Regions from separate parts of the Mus musculus genome. Here all the other regions are linked to region 3. Evidence: chromatin loops called from intact Hi-C (ENCODE). Cell type or tissue: heart. All regions are shown on one strand.

What was found. A loop is a pair of places that touch in the nucleus more often than their neighbours do. Peaks named below come from ENCODE experiments on the same cell type or tissue, not always from the same donor. Only the 100,000 strongest peaks of a DNase experiment are listed, where the experiment ranks them.
Region 1: it touches region 3 in a loop (2.1-fold over the local background); 3 of 42 quality-filtered maps call a loop at or near these places.
Region 2: it touches region 3 in a loop (4-fold over the local background); 8 of 42 quality-filtered maps call a loop at or near these places.

The regions. Positions count from the first base shown.
Region 1 is chr4:99,925,894-99,933,893 of GRCm38, reverse strand. It overlaps Pgm1 (phosphoglucomutase 1), which reads right to left and starts at 4,443. Exons shown (of 11, transcript NM_028132.3): 1 at 4,083-4,443. The coding sequence starts at 4,328. BC062258 (a long non-coding RNA gene) reads right to left here and starts at 4,076. Exons shown (of 2, transcript XR_003955079.1): 1 at 3,880-4,076; 2 at 1,567-3,249. In heart, no CTCF peak of the experiment used is centred here; DNase peaks (open chromatin) are centred at 1,853, 2,793, 3,963 and 4,443; H3K4me3 peaks cover 3,463 bases; H3K27ac peaks cover 4,321 bases.
Region 2 is chr4:99,656,196-99,664,195 of GRCm38, reverse strand. Foxd3 (forkhead box D3) reads right to left here and starts at 7,897. Exons shown (of 1, transcript NM_010425.3): 1 at 5,525-7,897. The coding sequence starts at 7,571. The coding sequence ends at 6,162. In heart, a CTCF peak has its summit at 3,008 (motif pointing left); no DNase peak of the experiment used is centred here; H3K4me3 peaks cover 3,219 bases; H3K27me3 peaks cover 5,942 bases.
Region 3 is chr4:99,711,376-99,719,375 of GRCm38, reverse strand. Alg6 (asparagine-linked glycosylation 6 (alpha-1,3,-glucosyltransferase)) reads right to left here and starts at 3,746. Exons shown (of 15, transcript NM_001081264.1): 1 at 3,670-3,746; 2 at 143-345. The coding sequence starts at 224. In heart, a CTCF peak has its summit at 3,780; a DNase peak (open chromatin) is centred at 3,765; H3K4me3 peaks cover 1,558 bases; H3K27ac peaks cover 1,273 bases.

The DNA of each region.
Region 1 (8,000 bases), 210 kb before region 3:
CATGCATGTATACACATGTATCCAGATAAAAACATGCACACGCGTGCGCACACACACACTGAGGGGGGTGGAAGGGAGGGGAGGAGGGAGACAGAGAGACAAAGAGAGACAGAGACAGAGAGAGTCCAGTCAGCTCAGTCTCACGTTTTTCAAATCAAGAATGTCCTCTCTTTAATAATTCTGCTTTTGTTTCTATTTTATTTTATTTTTATTTTAATAATTCTTTTTTTTTTTAATCTCTTCTGGTCAACCCCTCCCAGAAGCCAAGATATCCTAAGTAAAAAAAGACATTATCTCCTTCAGCCTGGTATTTCAAAATCAGAAAGTACGGCCTACTGAAGATTCATTCAAAAGTTGCTGATAACTAAGAATAATTAAGAAGCAGGAAGTTATTAAACCTTTTAAACGGGTAGTCTATAACAAAGTGACTCAAAGATGTCTCTCTGCTAAGCCAGGGCTGCCCTAAAGATACAGCACAGCTTAGCAGGGCTCGCTGGTTAGCCAGATGTGCTCTTGCTGGCTAGCCAGACGTGTGTGCAGAGTTCCAGGCCAGTGAGAGGGCCTTGTGCTAAGGAAAAGTATAGATGGTGCACGAGGAACAACACTCTGGTCTCTAAACCCAGATATGTGCATATACACATAGGCACACCTGCACCCACATAAACATAGGCCAAAACTGACGTATTCATCCCAAGTGGAAGACAACAAAGTTGTCAAGTTCTGGCTGATATGATTGGTGATCATAGAAGCCTTCATGTTTGGGTCAGTACATTTTCAGGCCCATTCTGGAATCCAGCCTGCTCAGACAGCTCTTTCCTGAGTGTACAGATTGTGGACAAGAAGTCCATTTCCATGGTTTGGCTTTGTATCTGTGCTGGCAACATTGTCTATATTGGTGATTGACCATTCAGGGCAACCAGACAAGGAGTCATCAAACGTACTACCTTTGGTCCACATTACTGTAGGTACAGTCTGAATTTTCTGCTCACCAGGTCCACACCCCTGGGTTTAACCAATCAAGGGCTGTTAATATTCAGAAAGAACAAAAATAATGGAATAAAATATTATACAGAGGCCAGTGAGATAGCTTAGCCAGTCAGAGCATTTGCTGCTAAGCCTGAGTCCACAAGACCCACATGGTGGGAAAGAACCACATCCCACACTTGTCCCCACCCCCACAAGCTTGCTGTGACACATGCACCCACATACATGCACATACACAAATAAACATTAAAAAGTAATATGAAGCCGGGCATGGTGGCGCACGCCTTTAATCCCAGCACTTTGGAAGGCAGAGGCAGGGGAAATTCTGAGTTCAAGGCCAGCCTGGTCTACAAAGTGAGTTCCAGGACAGCCTGGGCTACACAGAGAAACCCTGTTTAGAAAAAAAAAAAAAAAGTAATATGAGACAAATGTGACACCTACATTGTATTCTCACACAGCACAGCGTCTATGCCATATTTAGTTTTCTAATATAAAGATGATTTAAGGTAACTGTGTGGATTATAAGCAATTAAGCACCCCATCTTACAGGACCCTCACTATACAATAACAAATTCGAGAGACTAGCAGTAGTGAAGCAGTTTTTAATAAACCATTTTGCAGACAGAGGCACCAGCATTGAGAAAAGGCAAAAATGGCTGATTTGGCACAGGTCAGGGTTTTCTGAAGTTCTTGATCATGTCCTGTTCTCTCTTCTCCCATAGACCAATGCTCCAGAGAGGCCCAGTCTTCAGTTCTTCTAGCATGCCTGCCTTCCCAAAGCCCCTGTTCTCCTGGCTCACAATGCAAAGCCCTACCTGGTGGTGAGTACTCTGGGACCTGAGATACCCCCTTTTCTAATTATGGCACAGTCAAAGTGCAGCCTGCCCGCAACTTCTCAGCTTTCAGAGTGTTCAGACAAGCAGATGCCAGCTAGCAGCTAGCAGCTAGCAGAGAAAGGCCCAGGTCTCCTGCTTATCCGCCACTCTCTGATGAGCTCTAACTGCACCTCACGCTGAAAACAGACCATGACAATTTATTTCTTACAGACGTAATCTTTTACAGAATTTGCTAACTGCAGAGGTCCTGGACTGATACCCTTGAATGTACCAAGGAAAGACCTTCATGTAAAATGCAATCCTGTCTTAAGCTTAGTCTCCAATGGGCACATATGACTTACAAACATAAATTCACTGGAATTGTGTTAATCTACTCTAGTGGTATCTATGAGAAAGGAGCAGTTGCTTTATGGAGATTTGATCTTAAGGGAATCACCCCTGGGGAGGAGCGATGCTTAAGAGAATCTGAGCAGCAAGCTGGGGACAAAGACCTAGGGTATAAGTATGGCGAGCCATGGGATGGTGGGAACGATCAGTGGCGTGATCAAGACAAGGAATGAGACTGTTAAGCGCAAAGTCAGCCAAATGCAGGGCATAGGTAAAGGCCCACAACAGTGCTACAGGGAATGAGCAAGCAGAGTCACCCTCCCTGAGGGGGCGTTTCAGCAGAGAGGCGGAAGCAGCAGGGCTTAGACGACGATAAGGTGGCGAGTGGCAGTGTAGGAATCCTGGAACTATTAGAGTTTGGCCAAAGAGGGAAGAGCAACAGGCCAGTGGCTAATGCGTGATGATGTTTAGTAACTTTCTGTTGTTGTCTTCACGCTTTCCTTCTCACTCCACAGTACTCCCAAAGTGGCAGAAATCCATTTGAACCCTAAAACTCACACTATGCTAAAAGCTCCTACCGACAAGGCTCACTCCTGCCTGGGAGCCTTCCTTTTCCCCACCCATTCTCTGTCCTGGGCATAGGCCAGGGGACTGCTGAATGAGGCCCCTGTGAGCAAGGGTGGAGCTGAAGGGATCCTCCCCACAGAGCTGACCGGCCTCTCTCCCACATGGAAAGCTGTGGTGGTCTGAACACTCCTGGGCATACAGATACAAATCCCAACTTCTTTCTCTGTTTGTCAATGTCTGACCCATCCAGGAAAGTCTACATACAGAGCTCAGTTTAGATCTTGAAAACTGGAAAAAGAAGGTCTTGCAATTTATGAGTCCCTCGATTTTCAGAAGCCACTCAAGTGGTACCGGAAGGTCCGTGCTGGATTCAATGTTCCCGTTATAGTTTTGGTAAATTCTTTAACCTGCCCAGGCTTTTTAGTACTCTCCTCGGTGACTTTAAAGTACCCATAATAGCGTCTTCCTTATAGGGCTTCAAGAGGGTTCTTGAGACACACCAGTGAAATGTTTGTCACGGTGCTTGGCAAGGCAGCTTGAAATAAGTTGAAATACAAGTTATTGTTGAAGGGAATGGGCCCCAGAGGAGCTGAGAGAAAGTCCAATGTTATTGTAAATATACAAAGAAAACGTGTTCCTTAAAACTTCTTTTAAAGTATCTTGTAGAAACAAATAACCAATTCCAAATCCACATTTACAAATCATCAGATTTATAGGAGAAAAAAAAGTTTCACCTCTCTAGTGGACCTGCTCAATTAAGACAGTTAACCTTCTTAACCAGGGGGCGGAACTGGGGGCGTTGCATTAATTTCCTGGCCTGTCAGGACAGCTTGCATAAGAGAGCCCTTGGGTATATTGTTATTGCTTTAATGAAAATTCAGGTCCAGCCCCCTTGGTGGAACAGGTCCAGCAGAGACTGGACTTTTCAAAAGCCTGAACCCAGGCAGCAGGCCCGGCAGGGGAGGAAGCGCCTTTCCCAAGCCAACCAGAGGGCAGGGAGAGAGGCTTGGCACCTGCGGGCCCAGATCGCTGGCTTAACGCCCCAGGGGGATGAGTGCTCCGGTCACCCCGGCCCTCCCAACACCTGGCCTCGAGTCAGCGGGAGGTGCCCCAATCCCAGACCAGAATAGCACAGCGCCACGCAGGGTCTGCACGGCGGGCTCACCTTTCCCCGGCATAGCCATTGCGAAACGTGGGGTGTGGGGGGATGGGGTGGACGGGAAGCCGAATAGGGGTGTGGGGGCGGGGGTACTGCCAAGGTCAAGGGAGCGTGCGCGGGGCGGGGACGGGATGGTGGCGCGCACGGAAGCGCCGGCCCAGAGAAGCCCGCACGTAGCACACGCTCAGCCCGGCCCGCGCGTCCCTTACCCCGTTGGCTGCAGCGATGCGTACGATGAGCTGGATGGCCTCGGTCATGTAGAAGCGGCCGTCCCCGCCCACAACCAGCGTGGCCTCCTGCCTCAGCGCCGGCTCCACGGTAGAGACGATGCTCTGGATGAAATTCTCCGCATAGTTGGCGTTGCTCTGGAAAACCTTCACTCGCTTCCGCAATCCGCTGGTGCCCGGCTTCTGATCCGGATATGCCTGCGTCTTCACTGTCACGATCTTCACCATGGTGGCGGTTGGCTGCGAGGCGACAGTGGCTGCGGCTCTGGCTGCTGCAGAGGGCTCAGGGTCCGCTCTGCTCTTGCCCTGGAAACGATGGCCCAGGGCCTGCCCACGGCCCGCCCACTTCGCCAAAGTCCGGCTGCCTGGGAAGAGGGACGGGTCACGGGGTCGAGAGGGGCGGAGTCTCCCCGACTGACACATCTCTACCTGAGCCAATGGTCTATATAAAGAAACTAGCTCTTTAACTGGAGAGCAGAGCTTCATCTATCGATCATAGTGCAAGGACGAAGAGTTCAGCACGTTACTGTGATTGGACTAGAGTGTCACGTATACATTCCAGAAGCTGGTCTAAAAGACAGAAAAGCCATCCTCCGACTTTTTTTTTTTCTGCAAGGACAGGCTCAACCCCAAAGTTATATTCAGCTTTCTACTTTTTATGTGTTTGCTGTGGGCCACATGCTACTTCATTAGTGATTGTGGATATCCGAAGAACTGATTTGTTTAGTGTATAGTTTCTAGATCTTCCAAAAGTACGGGTTTTATTTTTCCGTGCTTCTGCTCACAACACTGAGAAATTCCGATAATAAAATCCTTCCTCGCCGGGCGGTGGTGGCACATGCCTTTAATCCCATCACTTGGGAGGCAGAGGCAGGCAGATTTCTGAGTTCGAGGCCAGCCTGGTCTATAGAGTGAGTTCCAGGAAAGCCAGGGCTACACAGAGAAACCCTGTCTCGAAAAACAAAACAAAATCCTTCATCACTTGAGGAAGTTCAGCTCAGTTTGGGTCTGAACAAGCCAGGCAGGCTCTTACCAGGGTTGGCCTGTCTGTCATCCATCACGTTTGACAACTAGGAAATGGAAACTTTGAAGGCAGCCTAGATAAACATAGATACAGCTATAAGGCGTCAAAGGATTACTGTGACAGCGGACCCAGTGATTGTGAAAACAGCAAGAGCTAAGGCAGTCAAAAAGGATTTGATTATTCGGTAGGAATATTTTCTTCTGCCTTTCTTAGTTTTTTTTTGTTTTTGTTTTTGTTTTTTTGTTAAGAGTCTCTGCTTGACAAATGTGTCATTTTAGTATACCAAGAAAACAAATACCTTTAAGAAAGTTAAGTCTGTGAGTGTCCATCTTAAACAAATGTAAAACCTTTCAAAAAGGATTTCTGCAAGAAAGAGGTTGTGGTGATGATGACTGTGCCTGTATTCCTACACACACACACACCCAGAGAGAGAGAGAGAGAGAGAAAGAAAGAGAGAGAGAGAGAGGGAAAGAGAGAGAGAGAGAAACATTCCATAGAGGCATAGACCTATACAGACTTGAAATGACCCCAGCTTAGTACAGTCCACGTGAAATCAGTATTAGTTGATGCAGTCATCAGACTGTACTTAAAACCTATCAAGCCTAAAATTATCAGCTCCTCTCTCCAGTTGCAGTACTAGAACATACTGATAACCCATGAACTGAGCTTGTACTCATACTTTCACAGTGGCTAATTGGTGTCTCTTGATCAAGCAGGGAGGTTGGCTGACATATGTAAGTTCTGCCTCAGAACAAATGCTAATAGGTATATGGATATGAAGTTTATGTGTATACAGCATAGCTGGTTATAATCACTGTCATTGAGCTTCTGTGGTAGCTATGTGGAAACTGACAGCTGCTCATAATTTCTAATATTTTCCTAAGAATTTACAGCTTATAGTCATATTTTTGTAAAGTAAGTTGTGTTTTCAAACTCATTAGGTGAGAAAATTAGTTAAAGGTAGAATAGTGAGTGTGACTGAGATTACCTAACTCAAAAATGAAAATATAGCATAGAATCCTCCAAGTCTTACAAACATCCACTTTAGATTTATATAGTTTACATTAGTGCTTTCACCTAGGTACTAATAAAAAGTACTCAACAAATGGTATCACACAAAGTGCTGGGCTCAGACTCGGAACCCATGCATGCCCTTCCCGAGGTCTTAACTGTCTATGGAAGTATGATGAAGCTGTTCACTTAAGACTGGATCTGTACTTCTCTCACCTCAGAACATGCAGCAGTTAGCTTCAGCCACATAGCAAATCCATCTAAAACTTATTAGCTTAATACATCCTCCATGCATTATCCCTCGGGCTGTTGTTTATGCAAGTGTTACAGCCCTAAGGGGAAAGACTGCCCCAATTCAAGTGTTACAGCTCTGAAGGGAAGGTATCCTGGCAGTCAGGAGCCAAGGAATACCAGAGTCACACTGCACAACAAACCTCACACAAGAGATACACGGGGAAAGACACGAAAGGGTGACTGACTGCCTGTGCTCAGGCAAGAAGCAGCAGAGAACTGAGCAGAGGCAGGCTTCTTGTATGGGGTTTTTTGGGGGCAGGGTTTACCAGGTTGGAGATTTCCAGGGCGGAGGGGGATTGCTGAGATTTCAAGTCCTGAGCTTGGAGTGAGCCCAGGGATTGGTGGGTTTTGAAAACCCAGAAGTGAGCTTGGAGTTTTTTACCCTACAGGTTAACTGAGCCATTATGCGGATCTGAGCAAGACTCAGCCAATCTTGGCTAGATCCAGCGTCTCCTTTACAGCCCCTATGATCCTAGCAATCATTTATGTAATCCCTTCGAATTACTTTTCCAGTGCTATGTACCAAAATAACACACACACACACACACACACACACACACACACACACACACACACACACACACACACGGTGATTGAAAGTGCCCATTTATTACCTCAAAACTCTTTAAGTCAGAACTCTGCCACATTTGGCTGTGTTCCACATTCTCAGCATATGTAAAACGATTGAAATCATGGTCTTGACTGGGCTGGGCAAAGTGTTAAAGGTAAATCAACATAGATGCCACAGTCTAAATACCCAAAGTCCAATCGCCTGTAGCCATGTAGCCGTGTATTGCAAACTGCACTCATCCTGATTGCCCTCAACCACTACTATCTCCAGTCATAACCAGCACAGAAAGTCCTTGTCATCATGAGTCAACAAAACCTACCAGCTACAGGCAGCTTACAGAGCTGTGCTTGCCATGGAAGGATGCTGATGTGCGACAGCACTGTGGAGGGAGCCTGGGCTTTATAAGGCGAGCAGGCTTTTGCTTCTTTCTTAGAGAAAGAACTGCTTGGTGAACTACTCTGGCAACAATAAACTACAATTTAGAACTGTTTTGAGCTGAGTGCTTTGGACACATCTCTTGAGATTGCTAAGAACACTGTTTTCCTGGCATCTGTGGAGCTGAGACCCCTACTTCTTTGGAAGCTGTAATCCACTCCACTTGGCTACACTGTCCTCAGGATCAAATCTGACTTATTCTAAAACTGACTTGTGTGTAAGGTGCGCACACTCCAGCACTGCAGCCTGAGAACACCCTGCAGAAGATTGTTCTCTCCTTCCAGCATGAGTTCTAGGGGTAGAACTCGGGTTATCAGGCTTGGCCCCAGGGCAAAACATACATACATACATACATACATACATACATACATACATACATACATACATACATACCAGTCTGTGTGACCTGTATCACGAAATCTCAATAGCTACAGTTGCCCGTACTAGACCATGCCAGTAAATGCTCAGGCAAAGATGGGCAAAGAGCTGTTGGAGAGAGGCAACACACATGTCTACTCACCCTAGATGGGGAGCCCGTGACAGACCATAGTACAGATCCTGTGTT
Region 2 (8,000 bases), 55 kb after region 3:
GTGAGCCACCATGTGGTTGCTGGGATTTGAACTCAGGACCTTTGGAAGAGCAGTGGGCACTCTTACCCGCTGAGCCATCTCCCCAGCCCCTCCTTCCAACTCTTAAGACCTGGTTTGATCAGCTCAGAGTCTCCAAGCCCATGTTTGAGGTCAGATGCTTCTAATCTGAATGCTCCCCTTGTGTCCAGCAGTGTTAGGTAGTAAGGGGTTCATCAGAGAACCAGAGAATGAATAGCTGAGTCATTACTGCGCATGGGTGACCTCAGAGAAGGAGCGACTAACCTAAATTGGAAGGTTGAGGAAGGCTTCCTGGAGGGGGCGCTGCGTTCCGGGGTGAAGTCTGAGAGCAATGAGAAAACTTAGTGCCTGAGGTTGTATTAGTGAAAAATTCCCCATGAATCGGACATACGCCCTTTGCAGAAAAGGATGTAACAAGGACAAAGGGTGTGTTTTAGATGAAGACTGAGTCTTGTCTACCGTTTGTTGAGAGGAGTGGGAGGTGTCTTGAGAGAAAAGGAACCAAAAGTTGCTTCTCGAGACTCTTCTAATGCGGGGTCCCTTTAGGCCCCACAGGCGCGGGCCATGGTGGAGTGAGGGTGCTTCTTTCTGAGACCCTCAGCCATAGCCGAGCATGGTAACTTACCTGAGATCCCAGCTGCGGCTTCTGCTGCAAGGTTGACTCTGGGGGAAATTGCCTCCCATCGGTTGCCTCCTGAGCGCACGCAGCTGGACAACGCAGGACTCAGCCAGAGGGCTTGTGCCAATTGCGTATCCCTCTCCACACCACCTTCACAGTGGGTGCCTTTCCGCGCTGGGTAGCCTTCCTAATGCGTTCCAGGTCTTTCTCCCATTTACACTTCTAGGCTGGGGGAGCTGGAACCCTGGAGGCTGATGTAGGGGGAGTGATGCGCAGAGAGCAGGTGGCGGGCACCGATGACATCCACTCCTGACCCTGCAGCGATGTGGCTGGGCTGCTTGCCCAGCTGGCCAAGAGAGCTTCTGGCCTAAGTCTCCGCGTTCTCCCCTCTAAATTCTCACGGAAAGGTCAAGCCGCCGTCGGTCCGGACAGAGCTGTTCAGTGCGGTACCCGAGGCACCGGTCCCCGGGATGCTAAGGGAAGGCACCCGGGGTGGAAGGAAGGTCCCAAGGCCCAAGTCTGCTGCTCCCTTTCCACAGCTGCCCATGCCTGGCGCTTCTCTTAGCTTTTTTTCTCCAGCTCCCACCTTCGTTTGCCCCAGGGCCGGCTGTTTTCTTTTCCCCAGATGGCGCAGTCCTCGGGCAAGGAACACGTTCCTTCGTGTTCGAGACTTCGACCAGCTTGGCCTGGTGGTTGACTTTGGGCAAGTCAAGGAGTCTTCTGTAGCTATGTATGTGTGAAGGGGACGAGTCTCCTTGACACTCGCTGTAAAGCCGTATTCTAGGTGTGAGCTTTGAAAGGAAATGATATCGCCTTGGTTCCCACCCCTGGCGGGATGGACCTGTGTGCAAAAACACAAAGTCCTCTGAGGAAAGCAGCTTTTGGTTTTATGATGAAATCAGGGAAGTGGACTAATTTAATTCTCCACAAAATGTAGGGAAAATGTAATCCTTAGAGTAATTTAGGGAAATTCCGATGTAAAACATCATGTGAATAAATAAAACCGGGATGGTTGTGATCGTCTGTCCTATGTTTCTTTTCAAATACTATTTGGTACAGAGTCCTTTTTGGTTAGTTTTACCCCAGAGAGCAAAGAATGGCTCGTCCATTCATAAAAGGACATGAGAAGGGGGCGGCGGTGGAGAATAAGTGGCTGTAGGTGCCACCCAGCCAACAGTTAGAGGGCGACGAAGGAGGGTGGTCTTTTTAGGCGTTTTTGCGATGTGATTATCTTCAACTCGCCTCCGAAGCTAGGCCTGGAGCTAATGGGTTTCTGTCAGCGCAGGTCTTCCATTTCCCAACTTGCCCAGGTTAGTTAATGGAAGCAACCTCTTTAGTAGGAAAGGAGACTATAGCCCCTCAGCGGTGTGGATCTGAGGGTGGGTACTCTCCTCCCAGAGCACAGGCGTCCAGGACGATTTGAGACTGGAATCTTGGACAAGCCACTCTGAGCTGCCACAGGGTGCTGGGACTGGTTCTGTGACCCATCCTGGAAAACTCTTGCACATATGAAATCAAGACGCTCAAAACCAAGGCGAACACCTGGGTGTTTAGAGCAGCGTTGTTCCTCTGTCTAGAGACCATGGGGGCGGGAAAAGGAGAGAGATCGGTGTGACCGTGGGGCACTTCACAGTTTATACACCCCCCCCCCCGCCCTCAACTAACACAAACCTAATTCTGCAGGTAGAATCAAACAATTTGGGAGATTTAAAAAAACCAAAATCAAAACACAGGCTGCTTGGCCAAAGTTAAAGGATATACCTGGTTGGAATGCCTTCTGAGAGGCCTCTCTCACCTTGCTGCCTCCCCCACCCCCATCCCACCCCAACTATTTGGATCCTGCTGTAGCCTGCACCTCCCGGGACACAGGTGGAGTTGCATAGACTCATGTCTCTGTAGCTGGCTTTCTTTCAGTTCATTCTCTTCGGGTCAGTTCTCACGGCACTTGCTTTAAAACGCACCCCCTCCGCCTCCCCCCTCCCCCCCCCCCCCCCCCCGCTTTCCGTGCTCTCTTCGCTACTAAGGTTCTTCCCATAAAGTCGTGTAAAATAAATAACTTCAAATATAATTCTTAGTTGCTTCCGAGACAGTGTTTTCTCATCACTAAATTTCACTGTTTCATAATTTCTAGGACAAATTCGCCTCCAGACCCTATCCCTTTCAGGACACCGGCCAAGGATAGCAGCTTCTCAGAGATTCGACCTAGTAGTTCCAGGACCTGAGAATGAAGGATGGTGTCAGGGGGGGTTGGTTCAGAGCCTGGCTAGGAAAAGGTCTGGGGAGGGGTTGGGGGCGAGGGGTTTAGGTCTGGCATTGGAGCTTCAAAAACAGCTCGGGAGTTTTCCATCTGTTCGTCGCCCCCTACAGGCCACATCCGCCATCGCAGCTACATTCCGCTCAGCTAGTATGAGCATTTCACTTTTTTTTTTTTTTTTTTTTTCCCCTGAACCTTCAGAATCCTCCCTACATTCCCGCAAGGGACTGGGTGAGAGGCCTACTTGGGAACTCCACCCCGAGGTCACACTAGGAGTCCCAGGCTTCGAGAGTGAATTGAATGTCTGGAAATCCTTGCCTGAGGAAGCGAAGAATGAATGCTTAAATCGGAGTGTAACTAAAAGGCTAGCATCTTTCCTTTATACCCAACCTGTGTCCTTTATTTATTCCCTTTTTTTCTTTTAATTTCTCTTTTTTTAAAGCTGTAATAAAAAGCAGGTGGCAATCGCACTGTTTTAAAATCCCAGTTTTAGAGGGATTTCATCACCTTTTATCGCGTGTCTAAAAACATCAAACCTGTGTTTAAAGCTTGCTCCAACCTACTAAGTGCTTGAGTACATTTATCTACATTTAAAAAAAAAATTTCATCGTCTTCTCTAAATCTTCACCATTTAAACAGCGTAAGCTCAATTCTTTTCCAAGGGTATGGCTGGGCTCTACTTTCCCGGTATTACATCAGGACTTTCAATAAACACTGGCCGCTGGTGTTTGGGCATGAGATGTCCCATCCTCTAACTACACGGGGAAGAGGCTGTTGTTGATAGAGCGAAAGTGGCTGGAAGGAAAGTTGCCGTGGTTTCTACACCGCGCTGCCTAATGCGTCGCTGGAAAAGGCACTGCAGATCTCAAGCGGCAGCTTGTGTCCGAGTGTCAGGCTGCGTGCTCAGGCTCGGCCGGTATTGCTGCTATGCGCGGAAATATGAGCGAGTAATTTTATAAGTAACAAAGGATCAGGGATGGAATGAGGCCCCTGTTATCCAATGTCATTTAGAAGCCTTGGATCAGCAGCTTCTTGAGGCTAAAAGTGAATTCAAGAAGCCCTGCCTTTCTCTTTTCCCAGGGGTGCCAGCTAAATTTAGAAGTAACCTCTGTGTGTTTGCACAAATCGTGTACCATTTGCTGTTTGTGTAAAAACCGATTAGCCAGACACAACTGTGAAACAACTTGTGACTTTTATAGCTGCAACGCACAAACCAATTTAGATCCGTTTAGTTTTCCTTGTAAAAGGAGATTAGAAGGGACCCGCCCGAAGTAAAGCTCTCCTCGCCGAACGTTACAGTAGCTTCTTCAGCAGGGCTCATTATCGGGTTGTTTATCAAGTTAAAAACTCTCACCCCAGCAGCCTGTTTTATTTTAAGACTCCGCTTTCGGCGGAATGTTTACTCAGGACACAGCATTTATCATTTACCAGGAAAACAGAGTCGGTATATGCGAGGAAGTGTCTTTCAGAGCGACCCCCAAGCCCACGCCGGCCGCCGAGAAAAAGGCTCGGCTTCCGAGTGGGAAGCGAGGAGTGGACACGACTGCTGACATTGCTGGGTTTTACCGACAAGACGCTCGCAGGGTGGAATTGACATCGCTGCTACCTATGATTTCGGAGTTAAAAACTGATTTCGCATAAGTAATTGTAACAGCTAATTAATTACAAAATAATTAGAATTGATGCCGTTTGAGGGTATGCTGGTGGTGGCCCAACAGACCTCCCATGTCTAGACCTTTCATTTCTACTTAACCTAAAACATTGAAACAGCTGAAATGCATACCTAAAATAATCTACAAGGATATTTCCTACTCCTACCTTAGATCTCTCTCTCTCTCTCTCTCTCTCAAAAAAAAAGCATGAATCTGGCTAAGGTAGAAAAAAAGGGCGGAGGTAACATGCACCTGGCTTTAGAAGAGTATTATGATTCCTTGGCCTTCTGAAAGGCTCGAGAGGAGGGGTTACCGGTTCGGGAATCCTCTAGATATCTAGTTATGTGAGTTGATAATTGCAATGGAAAAAGAGGGATTTTACTTGATATTTTTCTGGGAAAAACAAAAAACAAAACCCTACGATCTATTGCCTATCATCGTAATGCAAGATACTATTTCAATACAAAGGCCAAAATGGTACCATGTGAGTTTAAAAATCAATGAGATTTAGCATTTCCAATGAAGGGATGAAAAGGAATTCCAAAAACCCGAGGTTTAAATGCTAAAATACGAGATGTTTGGAATTTTGTTCTTGAAAGGACAATTCAAATGACCAAAGACTCCTTGTAAGTTTGCCTAGGGGGTTATATTCGACCAATGTTCTTTAAAATGAACAAGGCTGCTTTTGCCTAGATTTTTAATGACAGCACACTTTGCAGGAGCTGCGAGTCATTCACAGTGGCTTGATATGAATGGGATTGTCATCCTTATCCTGGTTATGTGAAAAGTCACATATTAATATAATTTAAATTAAGTACGCTCTTTCCATTTTCAAATTCAAATGTTTCTACACCCAAATTGTGAATTTGCAACGTTTGAAAAGGTCATTACTTAAGACTGCTAGATTTTCTGGGGAAGACAATGCAAATTCCATTGTAAAATCTTGCCATTTGCTAGACACCTAATTAAAACACTAGGCTGAGCATTTTAAAAATTTATTTACAAAATTGTGTACAACACGATGGAATAACATTTAGAATACCATATATATTCATTCATATATAAACAGACTTTTATAATACAATGACACTTCGCCTTTTTGAAAAATTTTTTTTGGATTTAAAATCTCCCAACGTCTTTATACATTCTTTTTCTCAGATAAAACTGCGCAGAGTGAACCTTCAAAAAAATATGAAAGTTCAAAGCTCTAAATCTACTGAATTGCTTTTTATTTTCTTAAAAAAATAAAAACCCCAAAAGGAAAGTCAATGATTTTTATACAAATATGTACAAAGAATGTCCCTCCCACCCCCACAGTACTGAGAACACAGGCGCCGTCGGGGTGCATTTTTGGAAATTCGGTTATCAGTTTTACCTGTACGGAAAGTTATTCCCAGCGGACGCGGGTTGAGTTTGCTCCGCCAGCTTAGGTGAGTGAGGGGATGGAGGCCGCTGTTGGTCAGTGTTGGGGAGTCGGGGGCGGGTAGCAGAGTCCAGGATTGGGTAGAGGGACCAGGACCAGGACCAGGACAGATGGACCAGGATCAGAGAGGGCGTACCGCCTGGAAGAGCAGGCTGCTGCCAGAGGCCGCCGTCCGGCCCGGCCACTAGCTCATCACTATTGAGCGGGCCACTTGGCTTGCACGGCGGCGGCCGCAGCCGCTGCGGCTGAGGCTGCGGGCTGCAGGAACTGTCCAGACAGCGGCACGCTCAGAATGGGCGCGATGGTGGCAGTCGTCCGGCTCAGCGACAGGGGCTGGTGCGTGGCCATGAGCGCAGCCGACTGCACAGTCCCGGGCGGCCGCAGGAAGGACTGCGCGCCGCCGCCGCCCCCACTGCCCCCGCCACCCCCGGCTCCGCCGCCGCTCCCACCACCCCCAGCCGAGCCCCCGGGCGCCGCGGATCCCGCGCCTATGATGTTCTCGATGCTGAACGACGGCCGCGCACTGGGCTCGGACTTGATGAGCGACGTGGTGCCCGCCGCGCCCGCCGTGCCCGCGGCTGCCGCGGCGGCGCCCAGGGTGTTGAGCTGTAGCTGCAGGCTCGGACCGAGCTGCGAGCCGAAGGCGGCCGCTTTGCGGCCCAGCTCGCCCGAGGGCAGCAGGGGCACTGCGGGCGGCAGCACGGGAGCCACGGGTGGTAGCGCGTACGGGTACTGGAGCGCCGCAGCAGCCGCGGCCGCCGCCGCCGCCGCGGGGTGCGAGTAGGCGCCCGCAGCCGCCGCGGGGTGCAGGCCGTAGGGGCGGCCGTAGGGTCCTGCGCCCGCCGCCGCCGCCAGGCTGTAGGCTCCGAAGCTCTGCATCATCAGCGCCGTCTGCTCGCGCAGGTGCTCCTGCTGGTGGCGCTTGAAGCGCTTCCGGCGCCGCAGGAAGCTGCCGTTGTCGAACATGTCCTCGGACTGGGGGTCCAGGGTCCAGTAGTTGCCCTTGCCCGGGTTGCCCGGCTCGCGGGGGATCTTGACGAAGCAGTCGTTGAGCGACAGGTTGTGGCGGATGCTGTTCTGCCAGGCGGGGAACTTCTCCCGGTAGTACGGAAAACGGTTGCTGATGAACTCGCAGATGCCGCTCAGGGTCAGCTTCTTCTGCGGGCTCTGCAGGATGGCCATGGTGATGAGCGCGATGTAAGAGTAGGGTGGCTTCACCAGGCTGTTCTTGGGCTTGTTCGGGGTCAGACCTCCCGTCGCCCCGCTGCCCGCGCCGGGCCCACCGCCGCCTGTCACCGCGTCCTCGCCGCCCTTGCAGCCGTCGGCCTCCGGAGCTCCCGTGTCGTTCCCCGGCCCGGTCGCCTCGGTGGGCAGTGCCAGGGCTTGCGGTTGAGACTGGCCGTGATGAGCGCTCACCGGTGGCCCTTCGTCCGCCTCGTCCAGGCGCAGGTCCGGAGGCCCCGCGGGGCTGTCGCACCCGGCGTCGCTGTCCTTCTCCTCCAGCCCGTCGTCGCCCTCGCCCACCACATCGATGTCCACGTCCTCGGCCGTCAGCACCGTCTGGCCGGACATATCGCTGGCGCTGCCGCTGCCGGAGAGGGTCATCCCTCCGCGGGGTTGGTGGCGGCGGCCAGGAGCGAGCAGAGAGCGAGGGGGGCCGCGAGGGGCGGCCGCGGAGCTCAGGCAAAGGAGGTGTGAGTGTCCCCCGAAAGAAAGCCGGGGGGGGGGGAGAGGGCACAGGTAGCTCGGGGCCCTGTCGGGTCAGCTCACACGAGGAGGCCTGGCATCGCGCGGTGCGGGCGCTGCGCTCCGCAGCCGCGCTCCGCGAACTCTTGCGGTCCTCGACGCTTCTCTACGAGGAGACAGCTACTGCTCGCGACCCCGGAGGTTTCTCCACGCCGCACCCCCTCACTTCACCAGCCTTCCTCGACCTCTGGTTTGGGCGTGGGGTTCAGGAGCGGTCCAGGCAAGCGCGGGACGCCGGGCTCCAAGCAGCTCTGGAGGGCGCGGGCATGGGCGACCGCGGGGTTGGGG
Region 3 (8,000 bases):
CAGTATATTTACCTCTTACACTTTTTCATTATAATTAGATGTATATATTTCCTTAATCATAACAATAAAGACTCAAATTCCTCAATTTCAGTCAAGTAGGACTACTCCCCAATCTCTGAGACAGGATCAGTGTAGTTCCTACCTGAGTAGGAACTGAGAGAGACCGTCCACCGCACCGTAAGTCCTAGTAAGACCACGACTGCCATCCACGGCCAGCTCTCCATGCTTGCTCCAAAGTCAGTCACGGGTCTCCTTCTTCAAAGCGATGTCACCATTAGGAGCTTGAGAGGATTGTAAACGATGCTGTGCTTCAAAACAGTGAAAACTTGATTATGTCTTTGTAGCCTAGGGAGAAAAACAGGAAGAACCAAGATTTAACTCAGCACAGCACCCCAACAAAGAACACATCAGAAATGTGGGGAGGCTTTGGCGGAGTGGACTGGGAGAGCTACAGAGGACTCCTGTCCCTCAGGATTGAGATATATACTGCAAGCAAAGGGCCGTTCTGTAAAACTCAGTGCAATGTGTCTAACGGTAAAACAGACAAAGGCTTGGGGATCGTTTTGTTTTGTTTAAAGGCAGGTTTATTGGGAAGCTGCTCTCAGGTGAACGAGTTCACTGGCCCCAAGGACCAAGGCCAGGGAAGTTGCCATGGGAAAAGAAGAGGGGCTAGGGGAGGGAGAGAGAAGGGGCCCTCAGTTCTCACTATAATCTACAAAATAAAATAACATTTCCCTAAGGTTGGCCATGGTTATGGTGCTTATCATGGTGACAGACAGCAAACTGAGAGCCATAACGACTGGGTTAGATGAACTGTCCTCTGTTCCAGATCATCTGGTTTTCTAGGTACTTCTTCAGGAAAATTAAAACAAACAAACAAACAAACAAACAAACACCCCAAGCCTTTTGATAAGCTGAATTATCAGCATCATGAATGTACCAAAGCTAGGAAGCCTCAGAGGTATCACGCCGCCCCAGCTGGCCAAACGCACAATGGTGGAAGACCAGCTACACGACAGATGAAACTCAAGCCCAAAAAGTTTTCTCTAGCAACTATAGAGAAAATCTAACTCCAGACCTAACAAAAATTTGTAAATTCAAATACATTCAAAGCACTGTACTTAACTGTGAGGGGAGGGGTAGAATCAAGTGTGTGCTCACTGACAAGAAGGCAATGGATAACTAACACCCTCAGTTCTGCATGGGCCTGTGAATGATGGCACATTTAACAGGCACGTTGATTGTTGGCAAGAAAACGTGATAGGAGTGCAGGCCAGTGGTAGGTCCAGAGTTCAATACCCAACATCAATATAAGTAGATAAACACCGAGGAGGCAGTCTAAGGAAATGAGAGCTGCCCAAACACAAAGGGCCTTCTCAGGAAGGACTTCCTCTTCAAGTCCAAACACGGCCTGGCTGATGATAGTATTTTAGATGTAGAGACAGGATCTCACTGTGTTGCTGGTCACCAACCTTATTCTAGGTTCTCCTGCCTCAGAATCCTAAGCACTAGGATGACAGGTCTGTACTTATAGGAATCTTTAAGATTCTTTTTTAATTTTGTGTGTGTGTGTGTAAGTCCACAAGTGTGCAGGTGCCCTCAGAGGCCAGAGGTGGCAAACTGCCTGGAGCTAGAATTAGAGGCAGGGGCTGGGAATCGAAATCAGGTCCTCTATAACAGAAGCAAGCACTCTTAACTGTTAACTTCCTCAGGCCCCCCCCCCCAGAACTATCTTTAAGAGTCAGAATAAATGACTAATTTTTAGATTTCAGTCAGCGTCTCCCTGCTACATGTTGGCACTTTCACAGAGCCTCTCTGATGAACTAGGCCCTCTTACATCAATCATCAATCAAAATGCAATCAGGTATAGTGACGCATGCTTCCTATCCCAGCATTTTTGAGGCAGAGGCAAGCAAATCTCCAAGTTCAAGGCCAACCTGGTCTATAAATCCAGTTCCAGGACAATCAGAGCTACACAGAAAAACCCTGTCTGAAAAAAAATTATTTTTTAAAAAAGAAAGAAAAGCACCAGTCTTGCCAATAAGCCAGCCTGGTGGGAGCATTTTTTTTTTTTAAGGTTTATTTACTATTATATCTAAGTACACTGTAGCTGTATTCAGATGCACCCGAAGAGGGCGTCAGATCTCATTACAGATGGTCATGAGCCACCATGTGGTTGCTGGGATTTGAACTCAGGACCTTCAGAAGAGCAGTCAGTGCTCTTAACCACTGAGCCATCTCTCCAGCCCGGGAGCATTTTTTTTTTTTTTAGTTGAAGTTCTCTTCAACTAAAGCTTCCTACTCTAGCTTGTCGAATTGACAGTAAACTAGCCAGCACACATGTATGGTACTACAAATTAATAAAAAAAATAAATAAATTGAGCTAGAGAAAGTAGCCAAGGAACTAAAGGGATCTGCAACCCTATAGGTGGAACAACATTATGAACTAACCAGTACCCCGGAGCTCTTGACTCTAGCTGCATATGTATCAAAAGATGGCCTAGTCGGCCATCACTGGAAAGAGAGGCCCATTGGACTTGCAAACTTTATATGCCCCAGTACAGGGGAACGCCAGGGCCAAAAAGGGGGAGTGGGTGGGGAGGGGAGTGGGGGTGAGTGTATGGGGGACTTTTGGGATAGCATTGGAAATGTAAATGAGGACGATACCTAATAAAAAATTAAAAAAAAAAAAAGAATTGAAAGAACACCCTGCATTGTATTTAACCATACATTTTTAAAGCCACAGATCAACAACAGAAACAACAACAACAAAAATTACCTAAGGGGGTAGGGTTAATGAGGAGGGGGGTTCTCTGGAGAGGTCTTGTGAGATGAAATGAATATTGTTATTTGAACTGAGAAACAGAAAAAGATACGTTCCCTGGGTGAGTGATGAGCAACAAGTTCCAGTAGAATTATGTACAGTATGGTTCTGCAAGCATGTTATTCCAACAAACGAGCTTATGAGGAAATGCCATTCACTTGTTATTCAGAACAAAATTGCTATGCGAGCAAAGATCATTTCTAGTCCTTTCAATGTCCTTCCATCCTTAGAGTTCGGTTGGCAGAAAGCAGGAACCCACTTGACTAGAGAAGGTAGTCGGGGTGGACAAATGTGGGCAGGAGAAGGGAGGAGAGAGTGAGGGATACTACATTTTCGGAAGTCCTGTGTGAAACACAGTGAAACACGAGGTCTCACCGTGTTGCTCTGGCTAGCCTAAAACTCTCCAATGTAGAACAGGCTGGCCTGGAAACCTGAGATCCTCCTGCCTCTGCCTCCCAGTGCCACCATTCGGGCTATCTCCCCCTTAAACAGCAGGCGACTGCTGTGCCACCTGCAAGAGCAGCTCAGCAACTTTCTCAGGAGGCCACGCACAGATAGCAGGCACATCCCGACAAGGGGCCAGACCGTCAAGTCCCAGACTTCTTTTTCCTGCTAAGGTACCCTCGGGACATCAGCCTCGGGAGGGACAGACCCACAGGACGGCGGGGACAGGGTCGCCGAGGCCAATCCGGCCAGGCCGCGTCACTTCTGCAGGACAGCCACACGCCGGGGATCTCGGGGATGGGCGAGACCTCCCAACAAGCCCCCGAGAAGCCCGCTCGAGCCGGCTGCCGGGACCTCCCGACGCCTGCCGCCTCCAGACCTCGGCAACCCCAGGCTCTTACCAGCCTCTGCTCTCCAGAATTGGCGCCCGCAGAGAACCAGCGAATGCGCCTGCGCACTCACAGCCCGAGGAGCACGCGCGCTCCCAGCGGCGCTCACGGGAGCGAGCCCGTAAGGCGAGGGGGCGGAGTGGTGGGCGGAGTCATCGTGGAGGGGCGGGACTGGGAGAGCTAGACTGCCACGTTGCGGGAGGCGGGGTGCAAGCCCTGGAATTCGAGAAGCCTGGCGGCTGGGGTTAGGTCAGGGGCAGGTGGAAAGCCCCTTGCTCCTCTTTCCCGGGACCACGGCCAAAGCTTGAGCGGCTGCTTAGCCCACGGATTCCTGTGAGGGGCGGCTCCTGCGCTCTTCGCACTGGCGAGCCCTTGGCCAGTCCTCATCCCGAGTGGCAGGTCTTCCTCCTGGGTCAGTGCCCTACAGCAGCCAGCCTACTTTCTTAGAGCTAAGCAAAGACTACTTGCCCCAGTAAAGTTGAGAAGTTACTTCTAGTGAGAAACCGTTTCTAGAGCCTCTGGGTTGAGCCTATGAGCAGCAATAGCTACACACGGTGACATTCTCACCTCTAGGGAGGCTGAGGCAAGAGGATGGAGAGTAAGAGGGTCAGCCTGAGATACACAGCAAGACCCTGTCCCTGACCCGCCAAAAAAAAAAAAAAAAAAAAAAAACTCCGTCCCAGAATAGACACTACATGCCCCATCAGGCAACTTGAACCATCCGTTCCCACATTTGCCAAAAATAATATCCCCCTCCTTCCCTCACACCCTGCTTTTGATTTGTGCCATTTTGTAGACACCAACTCTGACATAAGTGAAAACAAATATTGAGTATTGCTGGGGGAGGTGAATTGGGGGTGGGGGAAGAAGTATGTGTTACCTGTGTGTACTTGAAGAGATCAAAGGTCGATGCTGGTGTCTTTCTCTATCCATCCCCACCTTACATTTTGAGACAGTCTTTCACTCAACCTAGAGCTCACCTGTTTGACTACACTGGAGTCTCTGCTCTCACAAAATTCTCTTCAAAAAGCATTTCCCATGCAAAAAAAGAATAGAAAGCAGCACAATGAAGTGCACACTGTCACATTAGTAGTATACACACCACAGTCCATGGGAGTTAAGACAAGACTTGGACTCGGTGTAAACTATTAACTGTCAGGAAAGGCTTCTTCCTGAATGAGCCACCTTAGCTTTGAAAGAAAAATCAGACACAGGTGATAATGGATGTGTCAGAGGGAAAAGTTATGGTTAGACCAGGGTGAGAACTAGGAAGGGTCAATGGGACAGGGGATGTGTAAAGGTCTTTGTAATGTAGGAAGTGTGCAGGACAGCAAGGTTAAAGGAAAGAATATTATGGGATGGTCCCCAAGGTAGTGTGTTGGGAAGCTTGGAATCGACTTGGAAGAAGATGCTACACTGTAGTGAATTTGATGTGATGTCAACACAACAAAATACTAACACTTGTGTGCCACTTGTGAATCAGAACCTAGGAAAGATGCTGGAGCTAAAGATAGAACGTTTTTATTTGCTGAAGAAATGAGGGAGCTAATGGGGAAGAAAGATAAGCAGCTGTACTTAAGTGAGCGTGTGTTAGCCCGCCAGGAGGAGGTGAGCTGATGAAGTCTCTAGCATGCTGACACATGCTGTCTGAAGCCCAGCACATTACAGGATCACACATACATGAAACACCTTGGACACGCCAAAAATCCATGTGTTCGTGTGTTTAAGCTTCTGCCAAATGAAAGATGAAGCATTGCTATGTTATGTCACACTGAGACCAGAAGAAAAAGGCAAGCTACTATTTAAACTAGTAACGGTAATAAAACATGTCATTCAGAAATATGAAAAGGAAAATATATATCAAAGTGATAAAAAGTTATTAATGTCCTCTTCTGGCCTCTCAAGCCAAATAGTTTTTAACTAATAGTTAAAATAATAGTTTAATAGTTTTTAATAGTGTTTATCATGGAATTGGTAAACTGTTTATTGAAGTATTAGGAGTGTCAAAGCCCCTACTTCGTAGCTGAACTGCCTCAGCACTGCCATCTACACACTTGCCCCTGCTCTTTCTCAGTAGGTACTATCTTTCCCCTCTGACTGTGCCATGCCTATAAATAACAGAGGCTATATAAATGCATTTTGGATGATAACATTTACCAGCAGCAAAGAAAAGATAAGATATAGCGCAATTGCTGAGTAGATCAAGCTTTCAGACACATAAGATAGTAAGTAGTTAAGAACTGTGATCTAGGGGCTGGAATGATGGTGTAGCAGTTAAGAGCACTTGTTGCTCTCACACAGGACCTTGGTTCAGTTCCCAGCACCCACTTGTGGCTTAGAACAAAGACCTGAGATTAGATCCTCCACACCCACATAAAAAGCCAGGGGTGGCCCTGCACCTTAGCTGGGAGGGAGGGTGTGAAGCCAGGGAATTACTGGGACCTGCTGGGGTGGCCATCGGCCTAGTTGAAATATAGTCTCAGGTTCAGTTCCCCCTTGTCTCAAGGGAATAAAGTGGGAAGGAATGGAGGAGGATACTCAATGCCTAGATCGAGGCTACCTCAGTATCTGCTCCTTGACAAAGAGGGTGGGGCCCCCAAGCCCTTTCCTGACTAAACCATTTGCTACTTGAGTTCTCAGCATGTCAGCACATTCAGCTCTCCCTCAAACGATGCCAGCTTCATGCAGCCATCTGTCCACTCTGGGGACATAGCAGTTGACTACAGACTCCCTAGTTTGTTTGTTCCTTGTTATCAGGCCCTTGGGATAGTCTATAGGTTCCCTCTCAAACTGGCACCCACACGGAGGGCTCCGGGACAGAAGTGGCAAATGAGCATCCTCTCCTCTGCTGACCTCTGCCAAAAGGTAGGTCTCTGTGTCACAGGAACCCCAAAGACATTTGAGGCTTGTCCTGTGGATAGGACTGCCAGACTCTCACCAGGGCCATCTGGTTTACCTTCTGGATGAGGTTTCCACTTCCCCTCCCCAGGCCAGGAGCTGCACAGCCCAGCTCTGGGCTGCTTACTGATTATCGCTCAGTGACCTCATGTTTCCTTTCACTATTCCACTGTCTTATCACGCACTTTGTGGGGTGTGTGAGCATGCATGTACACATGGGGAGTGTGTGTGTGTACACATGTAGGGGGTGTGAGTTAGGGAGTATGGGTGTATGTATATGTGGGCTGCATGTTACTGTGTGGGATTTGAGTGTGTGTGAATGTGTGTGGTATGAATGTGTGTATATGTGGTGTGTGTATGAGTGACAAAGGTGTGAATGTATGTCTATATATATGTGTGGGGTATATGAGTATGCATGTACACGTGGAAAATGTATGTGTGTGTACACATGTAGGGGGTGTGCACATGTGTGTGGGAATGTGCACATATTGGGGGGGGAGGTATGAGTGTGTGTGTATGTGTGGGCTGTGTGTGAATGTATGTGGGGTGAGTATGTATGTGTGAAGTGTGTATGACTGTGGGGGAGGGGTAAATGTATGTATATGTGTGTGTATCTATGGTGTGTATGAGTAAGAAAGGTGTGAATGTATGTGTATGTGTATGTGTGAGGTGTGTTTGAGTATGGGGGTGAGTTTTGTGTGTGTGTGTGTGTAGGGGGGTGAGTAAATGTATGGGGTTGTGATTGTGGAGGTGTAAATGTGTGCTTATGTGAGGGATGAGTGAGGAGTGTGTGTGTGTGTGTGTGTGTGTGTGTGTACCCTTCAGATTCCAGAAGATGCTCTAATACAGTGTCTTAGTGATTGTTTCTGGTTAGTTGCTTGGTTTGTGGGATTTTGTTGTCATTTTTGCTCCTGCATTTGTATGCTTCCCCTTTTACTACATTGTTATTATTTTTAAACCAGTTTTACTTTTAAAACTGAAAATAATAACAAGTCCCTTCGCCATGTGAATGAATAGATTATGTTGTACTCAGAATACTACTTAGCAAAATAAATCAGTGCCACCCACAAACCTGGGCCAGGGTCACAATGATTCTTTCTGGTGAAAAGAGCCACACACAAGAAAAGGCCTTGGAAAAATTGTGTTGATTCATTTACATTTCTAGAAATGATATCACACAGTAATGGCAAAATCAGTACTCTCCTGGGCTATAGAGAGAGCATGGGAAGGGAGAAAGAGACTACATCAGTGAGCACGCGGAAAGAGTTGTGAGTGACCAATCTGTATGCACATTTTCAAATAAGAGAGCTTTAGAATCTGCTTATAGCAATTTTTATCAAATTGTGTGTTTGAAGTATTAGGCGGTTCATTATATGCCAATTATATTTTAATAGAGCCATTAAAAGTTTCAGGTCCAGGAACTTAGATCCAAGACTGAAAATTGT